Regions from separate parts of the Mus musculus genome. Here region 1 is linked to region 2. The links are chromatin loops, found by intact Hi-C in ENCODE. Cell type or tissue: heart. All regions are shown on one strand. Links, peaks and the distances in the headings refer to the core of each region. The heading gives the core; the rest is flanking DNA.

The links. Hi-C counts contacts between places; a loop is a spot of excess contacts. Peaks named below come from ENCODE experiments on the same cell type or tissue, not always from the same donor. Only the 100,000 strongest peaks of a DNase experiment are listed, where the experiment ranks them.
Region 1: it touches region 2 in a loop (2.4-fold over the local background); 2 of 42 quality-filtered maps call a loop at or near these places.

The regions. Positions count from the first base shown.
Region 1 is chr2:125,366,212-125,371,592 of GRCm38, reverse strand. It overlaps Fbn1 (fibrillin 1), which reads left to right. Exons shown (of 66, transcript NM_007993.2): 20 at 692-817; 21 at 1,328-1,447; 22 at 1,662-1,799; 23 at 2,209-2,259; 24 at 3,885-4,010. Among named protein-coding and RNA genes, the nearest start is that of Dut, 120 kb to the right of the region's middle. In heart, for the core only: no CTCF peak of the experiment used is centred there; a DNase peak (open chromatin) is centred at 2,892.
Region 2 is chr2:125,592,010-125,597,390 of GRCm38, reverse strand. It overlaps Cep152 (centrosomal protein 152), which reads left to right. Exons shown (of 28, transcript NM_001081091.1): 13 at 2,320-2,518. Among named protein-coding and RNA genes, the nearest start is that of Cep152, 30 kb to the left of the region's middle. In heart, for the core only: CTCF peaks have their summits at 1,986 (motif pointing right) and 3,141; no DNase peak of the experiment used is centred there.

The DNA of each region.
Region 1 (5,381 bases), core at 252-5,251, 230 kb after region 2:
CTCTACTGCTGCTCACACAGCATCTGACTCTCCATGGACTCGGACCCAGGAGAAGAAAATCCCTGTTTTCATATGTCCCTGGGCCTTTTGAAGCTTCCTGGTATTTGGAACTCTTGGAAAATAGTTGTGTTCCTTATAGTATTCTGATAGACTTTCCATTTCCATATGCTCAATAGAAACATTACTTCTTGTCTGATTATTCTCATATTTTAAGCAATATATATGCATATTATATACATATATAATATGAACATATAAGCACATATATAAAAATATATTGTCTATTAAAGTATATTCACTCTGTGGTTGGAGTAATTTTACATGGCCTTCTCCTCCTAGTACTGGATTACAGATGTATACTATCATATTGAGGATGCTTTCTATTTGTTTAATTTCTTAAAGCAGAAAGATTAGTCCTTTTGATTCTAATGCTACAAATCATTTACAGAAGTAAAGATAACTAATTTTCAGAGAATCCAAGAAGTGAATTAAATAGCATCCAAAAGCTTGGGGCTTTGTAGACACTTAGTTTGGACAAGAAAAATAAGCTCCTGTGTAGGGTAAGCCAATGGAACAAGAGTCTTGCCTCTTTGGTGGACTTGATATACCATTAGGAATTTAAAGGCCTGACCTAAATGGCATTGGCTGCGAGGGACAAGCTCTTTCTAACATTCCCGTTTGTTCTTTCTAGATATTAATGAGTGTGTGCTGAACAGTCTACTTTGTGACAATGGACAATGTCGAAACACACCTGGAAGTTTTGTCTGCACCTGCCCCAAAGGATTTGTGTACAAACCTGACCTAAAAACCTGTGAAGGTATTTGTGCTTTTTTGTTCTCCCACCACACACCCCACTCTCTGGGAAAGCCATTAGACCACCATAGAAGTAAGTTAGAATCTATGTTAGATGATCAAGCCAGTTCTGTTGAGATTCTCTGCTTCTAAATGACACTGTACAAACTCTAGCCACAGATGGCACTTACTTGCATTTAGCATTTTGCCCCTTCATCCGTGGTGGTTTCAGGGTGTTCATTTCTATTTGACTCTAGCTGGCATTTTCACTTGCCATCACTTAATAGATGAAGAAAGTGTTGTGCATGTATAATTTGAGTCTATAATTTTATCCAGATTTTTCTGAATACAAAGACTCACTCATGTGCCAGCTTCTATAATAAAGAAATATGCTCAATAAGTATTTTGACATCCCTTCTAGTTTGGCAAAACCTGTTTAGGCCAGCTTTACTATCTAATGAAGGCCAAAGTCGAGGTATGCATTTTATGCTTAAGACCAACTTTCAGTAGTAATGGGGATCTGGTTTTGTTTCAGACATTGATGAATGTGAATCGAGTCCTTGCATTAATGGAGTCTGCAAGAACAGCCCTGGCTCCTTCATTTGTGAATGTTCTCCTGAAAGTACTCTGGACCCAACAAAAACCATCTGCATAGGTATCTATCCTTCTGAGAATGATTTTTCAGTGTTTATCAATAATACAGTTGTCTTGCATTTAACAGTTGCTTTGACTGCCACAGAAGTTCAGATATAAGAGATTAAATGATTATTATTCCCTGTTTCATAATGCCACTCTAGCCATAATTCTAGTGTATACAATGAGTTTTTTATAAGATTCTGTTAAATGTCTGTCACCCCCTCTTTCTGCAGAAACCATCAAGGGCACTTGCTGGCAGACTGTCATCGACGGGCGCTGTGAGATCAACATCAACGGAGCCACCTTGAAGTCCGAGTGCTGCTCCTCCCTTGGTGCTGCGTGGGGGAGCCCGTGCACCATCTGTCAACTTGGTAAGAGAACCGGTGCATGGCTCTGCAGCCATTTCATTGGTCAGTCCACTGACTTAGGTCCATGTGGAAAAATTTAAAGATGACCTTGATAAAAAAAAAATCCCTGAATAGGAAACCAACAAAATATCAAGGACATCTATTTTCTGTTATTCTGGTCAGGGTACCATTTTCTCTTCCTATGTGGTCATGTGATTAGCTTGTGGTGCTTCCCCTGAAGCACCAGTTCCTGCAGGCTGGGCTTCGCTAGCAGAGAACTCTCATTGGTTCTCTGCTTTTATCTCTGCGGTCCTGTGCTTATTCGTGGCAGCAAAGTCCAACCGCTGTCCCAAGCCCTCCCTCCAATTGCTTCGATTTGTCATGACTGAGAGTTCTAGATAGATGCCGTTAATACTGTTTTGTTTCTCCACAGATCCCATTTGTGGTAAAGGGTTCTCAAGAATTAAAGGCACGCAATGTGAAGGTATTTCTTATTACTTCTAAACCGTGCGTCTTTGTGTGTATGAAGAGTGTTTGTGTTAACGTGGCCTCAATAAAGGAGTAAAGGAGCTTCCCTGTGAGGGATATGATGCCGAGGAAAACATTACGCAGAGCCACAGAACAGAACCGAGGTTAAATGCGCAAGCCGCCTTCAGTGTTAGATCACTAAGGGCCAGAGGACAGTGTGGCTGGATAAGCTTCAGAACAACTGTGCATCTTTGGAGTGGCCACGTTTGCAAAAGGCTATCTGCAAATCAGGAGCAAAAAATGCAAGACATTTCTTTCTTTTTGCAAAGACTGTAAAGTTTGCATTCGTGGCTAGAACCCCACCCCTTTTATTATGGTTGCTTGTTTATTTGTCTCACATTCCTGGGTGACTTAGAGGGGTGAACTCAATTGCCTCTGTTTTCAAGGTCCATGTGGACCCTCTCCAGTTCACTGAGGTTCTTTCTCATGGAGTCCTGAGTAGATATAGGTCACGGTGACTAACATAGCCTGACATGACACAGCAGCTGAAGTATTTTCAAAAACAACAGTCCCATATGTGGGATAAAATGGAAGGTTTTTTTTTTTCCTGTTAAAACAAAGAGGAATCCTACAACCCCCACCCAAGGGCTCGCTTTCCAAATGATGACTGAATCCCTTGGCTTTTTTCTGGTTCAGACCAGCCGTTCATAACTTATCTGAGCTTAACAGCACATTTTGGTTTACAAATGGCCAAGGAAAAACTCAGAGGAACAACCCCCTCCAAAAGTAGGTTAGACTCCATTTCTGTTTAGTTTTCTTTCAAGAAAACATTGAGACTTTTTCTCAACACTCTTGGCTTAGAGAGAGACCTCTTTAAAATAGACGTGTGTGTGTGTGTGTGTGTGTGTGTGTGTGTGTGTGTGTGTGTGTGTGTGTCTGTGTGTCTGTGTGTCTGTGTGTCTGTGTGTGTGTTAACTAAGGCTCTCAAGGCTCCCTCCTTTTGGCATTTAGATTGCCTTTCTTTGAATTAATTCAATGTTGTCTGTTTTTCCAAATTAAGTGCAGAGAACACATTGCCCCATGAGGCAAACTGGGAAGGCTCAGTAGGCTGGGGCAGCACTGGTGGATGACAAATGGATGGTCATGCATGTTGGCGCTCCCTCACCCAACCGACCACATGGGCTCAGTACGCCTTCACTGGCCCACATGTCCCACAGCAGGATTTGAGTTTCATACACTCAAGTGCAAGACTTTCCCTCTTTTATAATTTTTGTCTATGTCTAGTCATCTTGTCTCCTAATGCTAGCTATAACTCTCAGACCCTTACTTACCAGAGCTGTCCCCCAAGCCCTTGGCCTCTGTCTCTACAACTCAAATACAATTCCCAAGGACCAGTGAAAAGACTCCTGGCTTTAGTAAACACACCCACTGCTTGCCATTAAGACACACCAGACGATAATATGAACTGTTGTTAATATGTTGTTAATATGAACTGTTGGAGGCAAGCTAGGGTTTTGAACTTATCCGGTTCAGAAAAGGCCCTTTCTTTTGTAAGAATCATTGTGAATCTATGAGTCGGATAAGCCAGGATTAACTTAGACAGATATACCGACTTAATGCTTCCTTCCTTTTCTTTCTTAGATATCAATGAGTGTGAAGTGTTCCCGGGAGTATGCAAGAACGGCCTGTGTGTCAACTCCAGGGGTTCATTCAAGTGCGAGTGTCCCAATGGAATGACTTTGGATGCTACAGGAAGAATCTGTCTTGGTAAAGATAAATAAAATTCAGTTAGATATTTGGACACAGGCACACACACACACACACACACACGTGCACATACATGTGCACACATGCCCCTGCAGATTCAGCTCATCTGCTAGGATCTAGGGTGGTTTTCTTGACAAACTGTCTTCCTAACTCTGCTAAGGAAAGGCTTTCTTCTGAGCTAGTCGTTTCATTCCTCAGCTCAGTGCCATCCCAGTTGCTACTGTGCTGCTGCCCATATGCCCTGGGCTGTAGGATACAGGCTGAGTTGCAGAGGGAAGAATATTTGCATGTTATGGGGAGCTGTACCCCATTTCTATTAGCCTTGATCTATAACTGACAGATAGACCCTTATAGGAAACCCCCATTGATGTCAGGAGCAGAAATCTTCCTAGGAAAGGGAGTTGGGGGTGGGGAAAGCTAGGAAATAGGGATATATATCATCTCTACCAGTTGTATGGGAATCTTCGTGCCAACTGCTAGAACCCAGGGGACAGGACACATCCAGTCATCTAGTCATCCCATCCCAGTGACATGGAAGAGACTTGAAGTCCTCAGAAGGATGCCCCATGACTCTTAGCTGTTGTATCTGTCTGACTCCTAGTATTATGACTGTCAGTGTCTTGATGCTTAGCCTTTGACTCTATAAATGATGTCACATATAGTACATCTTTGATGCTGAATCAGACTGAATAATATCCCTGATGAAGACTACTTTATGTACTTATAAGGCTGTCAATACAGCTGAGGAAATTTGATCATTTACAAATGAGAACCAACCTTCAGACATAGAATTTGGAAGTGTTTACAATATGGAACAGAAGGGAAGTTCAGAGCTCTGAGTCTTTGGTATTTAAGGATATCAGCAAATCCAAACCCAAATCTTTATTTATTTATGAGGGACCTTGTTTAGAAGCATCCCTCTAGAGTCTCGACTGAAAGACGGAGTTTACCTTAAATTACCTGCCTCAGTCTGTGAAACTTGGACATAGAGCAATTCAAATGCTACAGAGAGATCTTTTTTAAAAAAAGACACTGGGTAACTTGAACACTTAAGTAAATAGTCACAGCCACATTGTGAAGGCAAATGGGAAGAAAAACACACGTGAATGATACTTTGCAGTTCTTGAGTACATAATCTTAGCAGAGCATCGAGATGCTTCCTGAGACATGGGCATTCAGCAAGCGTGAAGATTTGGGATCAGGCATAATGATTTTGCTAAGAAACAGTAAGTTGAAGAATAGTCCCAGAACCCAGGCCTTCTGTCCCCTGGTCTGCCAGCCTCCTTCACAGTAGCTTAAAATTGGGGCAGGGATTAGGCGTGCACACACACACATTGAAGTAAAACATCTTAGAAGAATGGATGACTTTCG
Region 2 (5,381 bases), core at 110-5,109:
GCTCATGTCTGAGGTCTCCCTGACTGTCTTTAGTTTTTACCTAATGTTTATGACTTTAACATACATATTAGCCACTAGGAAAGTGTTGTTTAGAAACGTATGTGACTGTTTTCAATGAAGAAAAAAAGAGAGGCTTTTATTGAGAGTTTCCCACTTGCATGGAATGTATTGTGACCCTGTTTGTCTCCCGGACTCTTCCTTTAGTGCTTCCTAGCTCTACTCCAACTTGATGTCCTGTGTTGTGTGTGTGTACACGAGTGTGTTTGTTTTAAATATTGAGTCCCATTTGTATTGGCAATCTATTCAAGGGTGTAGGGCTGTCCACTGAAGCATGGGCCTACCAGCATCCATGCCCTTAAAGAAAACTGACTCTTCCCCCAGCAGCCAGCAGCTCCTTAGCTGAGAGTGGGGACCTCAGAAGCACCCAGTATTCTCCCTGCTGTAATGGTGACTCATTTGATCCTGAGCAAGTCTTTTCTTTTTTTCCTTTATAATATACTTATCTTTTTTTTGTTGTTGTTGAGAATTTCACATATGCATACAAAGTATTTTGATTGTATGAATCCTCACTCCTTCCCTATCTCTTTCCTGATCTACCCTTACTTCATATCCACCTAACTTTCCGCCTTTTTTCTTTTTTCTTATTCTTTTCTTATATGTCATGTCTGCAGTTTACCCTCCCCCCCCCCCCAAGTCTCTTACTCTACCTCTCCTCTCTCCTAGGTATCCCCCTCCCCCTTCTCTCAGAAAAGACCAGGCCTCCCAGGGATGCCAGCCAAGCATGGTATAACAAGCCACAATAAGACCAGGCACATACCATCACATCAAGACTAGACCAGGCAACTCAGTAACAGAAGGGTCCCACAGTCAGAGACAGCTGTGGCTCCCACTGTTAGGAATCCCACAAGAGCAGCAAACTACTTAGCCATAACATATATGAAGAGGATCTAGGTCAGACTCCTGCAGGCTCCCTGATCTCTGCAAGGCCCTTTGGGTCCTGATCAGTTGATTCTGTGAGCCATGTTCTTGCAGTGTTTCTGACCCTTCTAGTTCCTTCAATCCTTCCTCCCACTCCGCAGGACCCCCCCCCCCCCCAATTCTGCCTAATGTTTGGCTATGGGACAGCATCTGCTCACATCAGTTGCTAGATGGAGTCTCTCTGGTCTCTCTGATGATAATGCTAGGCTCCACTCCTAAGATACTCTGCAGGCAGGACAAACTGTAGGTCGAAGGCTTTGTGGCTGGGTTGTGCAGGTCTTTTCAGGCAGCCATAGCTGCTAAGAGTTTATAAGGGCAGAGGTCTTATCATATCACACACACACACACACACACACACACACACACACACTAATAAAATGACTTTAAAAAAATTAGAATCTTATTCTAAGCCTTAAGTTTATTGAAACTAGAGTTGAGTTTCGAGACTGGGACCCAGCTCAGCAGGAGAGCACCTGGGTAGCATGCACAGGCCACTAGGTCCAGTGCTTACTACTGCAGAGAAAGGCAATGGACAAGGAGAGAGGAGAACGCGGAGTCTAGAGAAGCTTGGTTTTGTTTCAGTTTTCTGGAGGTTGCCGGGGTCCACCCAGGCTCTTGGGTCGGTCAGCTGGAAGAGAGAAGAGCAGTTGCTGGTTAGGATAGCTGATGTTGCTACTTTTTTCTTCCTAATATCTGTATCACCTTGCTCAATATTAGTATGACACATACCAAAAATCACAAGTGTGAGCTGTGTCAGGCAGAAAGACCAAGGGGGAGCATGCCACCAAGGGGAGCATGCCACCAAGGGGAGCATGCCACCAAGGGGAGCATGCCACCAAGGGGGAACATGCCATGTGTGGGGGGGTGAGCTTGCTTTTGCAAAGGTGATATCCTTGTGTATGACCGAGTTCTAACTTATTTATTTTTGTTTTATGTGTATTAGTGTTCTGCCTGTATGTTTGTATGTGCTTTGTATGAGTGTCTGGTGACCTTGGTGGCCAGAAGAGGGCATCAGATCCCCTGGAGCTACTGATGGTTGTGAGCCCCCTCGTGGGTACTGAGAATTGAATCCAGGCCTTCCGAAAGAGCAGCACATGCTCTTCATTACCAAGTTATCTCTCCAATCCCCAAGTTCCAAACCCTTTAGCAGCGTTTAGCTCAGTGTTAGAATGCTTGCCTAGCGTGTATGAAGCATAGGAAACAAAGAAACAAAATGTTCAGAAAGAAAGTTCAAAATGCTGTGACTGTAAGGGATAGAAACCATGACCACATGTGGCTAGGGCTTTATGGGTCTTTGATTTGTTTCTTGCTTTTATGCTAAACGGGCAGTTTCCCCATCAGGGTCACACAGCAGGAGTCCCCAGATGAAGACCCTTCGAAGGATGAGCTTATCCTGAAGCTGAAAACGCAAGTCCAGCGCTTGCTGACTAGCAACTCCGTGAAGCGACATCTGGTGTCTCAGCTGCAGAGCGATCTCAGAGAGTGCCGGGAGACAATGGAAGCTTTCCAGCAATCCAAGGATGGTGACAGCGGCATGGAGGTGAGACCCTGCAACCTGTACACGTAAGAAGCCCCCTTGAGACATGCGCCTTATAGATGGAAGTTACGTTTTTGGTTTCTTAGGGTTTATTTGACTCTTAGATGTAAAGCTTACAGGAAAAAAAGCCACCTGATAGATAGGCTGTTTATTGGCTTGTTTTAGGCACCTAGTAAATGAGATGCCAGTTAGGCTAAATTCTTTGTTCACAAATGAAAGGAGGACTTTGTAGAGGGGATGCGCCTTTTGTCAGGCACCTCCTGTGAGGCCCCTTAGCAGCTCTGCTCCTGAGCGCGTTCTGTTCTGTTCTGTTCTTACAACGGTTGGTCTCTGAGGAAATGAGGTAGAGAGCACTGGTCGATACTTACTTCTGAGATGTGTCTTTTAGATTTAGTGATGGTTTTACTCTGTAATCCTGGCTAGCCTTCAGGTTGTAATCTTCCGGCCCTGAGCACTGAGATTGTGGGAGTGTGCTTCCATGCCGGTGTCTGATATCCACCTCAGTGCTCTTTAGCTGACATCTTCGAGGAAAATGAAGGTAGGGGAGTCTGTGGCGCTCTGAGGTTTCACATTTCCTACATTTCTTAGGAAATGAAGTTACACTTCATGACTGATAGGGGTCAGAGTTACTGCTGGAAGCTCCTGCAGTCAGAGCTTGAGAGCAGCCTTTTTCTTCCTCATTTTGACAAACTGAACATTTGTACTGTCAAGAAAAATAATGCAGAAATGAATTGATAATTAAGAAAAGAAAGCGGAAGTTTGAAAGGCATGCAGGGAGTGTAATCCGTTTCTCCAGAAGGAAGGAAGGAAGTTTTAATCTGACTGCTGCTTTTTTATCCCCTGGTTCTTATGTGAGAGTCCTGTTCATTAACAAATCCTGTCAAAATATGTGAGATGTTCTGAGGGACCAATTTTTTGTGATATTAAAAGAAAACTTGGTTACACCCATGACATTTGTGCCACATGTGGGCATCTATCTCTTGGCATATGAATCAGTATCTTAGTTCCCAGCGTTCCCAGCTGAGTGAGACTGTTGACTTCCTCTCACCCCCATACCCCCACCTCCGACCCCCCAGCATTCTGCATAGCATCTTCTGGTAGTGTAGAAGCTAGAAGGTTGGTTTGTTTTTATTAAACATTCTAATTTGGACTGTATTATATAATGAGTGATCGACTTTCAAATACTGCGTGGACTCTTCTTTCCCAGATCTTTATAATAGAACTTGGAATTAGTCTGTAAAGTTAGAAAGCATGTTTGGGATGCCTTGGGAGGTCTATGGAGAGAGAGAGAGAATGGTTATTCATTTTTGTTTTTGAAAAGATGCGTAAGATTTTGTGGGATTTACTGGTAATAGAACTATGAGGCATACATGAATATTTAAAAGTTTGATTATGTGGAGCCACATATAACTGTAGTACTTTGGAGCATCATCTACATTTAAACATTTGTTTCTATTAAAAATTAAGCTGGCTGTGGTGGTACACACCTTTAATCCCAGCGCTTGAGAGGCAGAGACAGGTTTCTGCCAAGAGGCAGAAACTGAGTTTCAGGCCAGCTTGCTCCAGAACTACATAGTGAGACGCTGTCTCAAACAAAACAAACAATCAAAGCACATTGTTTTGTGGTATTTCCAGGCTACTACATGGTAGAGATCAGGAGACTGCTCATATACTGCGTTAGGCAGTGTTTGGGTGTAGATCAGATATGCCTTTCATTCCAGTTGACCAACTGGGTGGTTAAGGAAGATTGTAGTGCCATTGCATACACTAGCAAGATTTTACTGAAAGGACCCAGATAGAGCTGTCTCGAGTGAGGCTATGCCAGTGCCTGACAAATACAGATGTGGATGCTCACCATCATCTATAGGATAGAACACAGGGCCCCCAATGGAGGAGCTAGAGAAAGTACCCAAGGAGCTAAAGGGATCTGCAACCCTATAGGTGGAACAACATTATGAACTAACCAGTACCCCGGAGCTCTTGTTTCTAGCTGCATATGCATCAAAAGATGGCCTAGTCGGCCATCACTGCAAAGAGAGGCCCATTGGACTTGCAAACTTTATATGCCCCAGTACAGGGGAACGCCAGGGCCAAAAAGTGGGAGTGGGTGGGTAGGGGAGTTGGGGGGGTGGGTATGGGGGACTTTTGGGATAGCATTGGAAATGTAAATGAGGAAGATACCTAATAAAAAATTAAAAAAAGAAAAAAGAAAGATTGGAGTGGGGTTAGAGAGGTGGCTCAGCGGCCAAGGATGTGCAGCTGCTTTTGCAGAGGATCTGAGTTTGGTTCCCAGCACTCTTGTTGGGCAGCTTCATGGACTATGGTGCCCTCCTGTGGACACACACACACACACACACACACACACACACACACACACATACTGTGTGTGTGTCTATTATAGACTATGTAAAGATCTTAGGAAAACTATACTGACCCCCAACAGTCAGAGTCCATATACTGAATTCTTTTTAAACATAAAACACAGAAAGCTTTTTGTGTCTGATCCCTAGTAAATTTCTTTTGTATGTGTTTGTGTGGTTGTGTACATTTGTCAGTGTGCTGAAAATAAGTGCCTGTTGAGGGATCAGCCATAATATACAACATATCTACGCCACCCTCAACAAGAAGCAACCGAAGAAAGTGTAATTTTACCTCCTGGTAAAGGGTTTGGCTTATTGTGGTGGGGAAGGAAGCAGAGAAAGATGGCTGCTGGCCCTCACCCACCTTCCTTTTCCTTAACTCACTCCCAGGCTGCAGTTCACCAAATGTTGCCACATAGGTGGCCCTTCCCGTCATCCTTAGTTACACTCCATAAAAAATGCTCTCACAGGCTCGCCACTCACTGAAGTGTGACTCCTAGGTGATT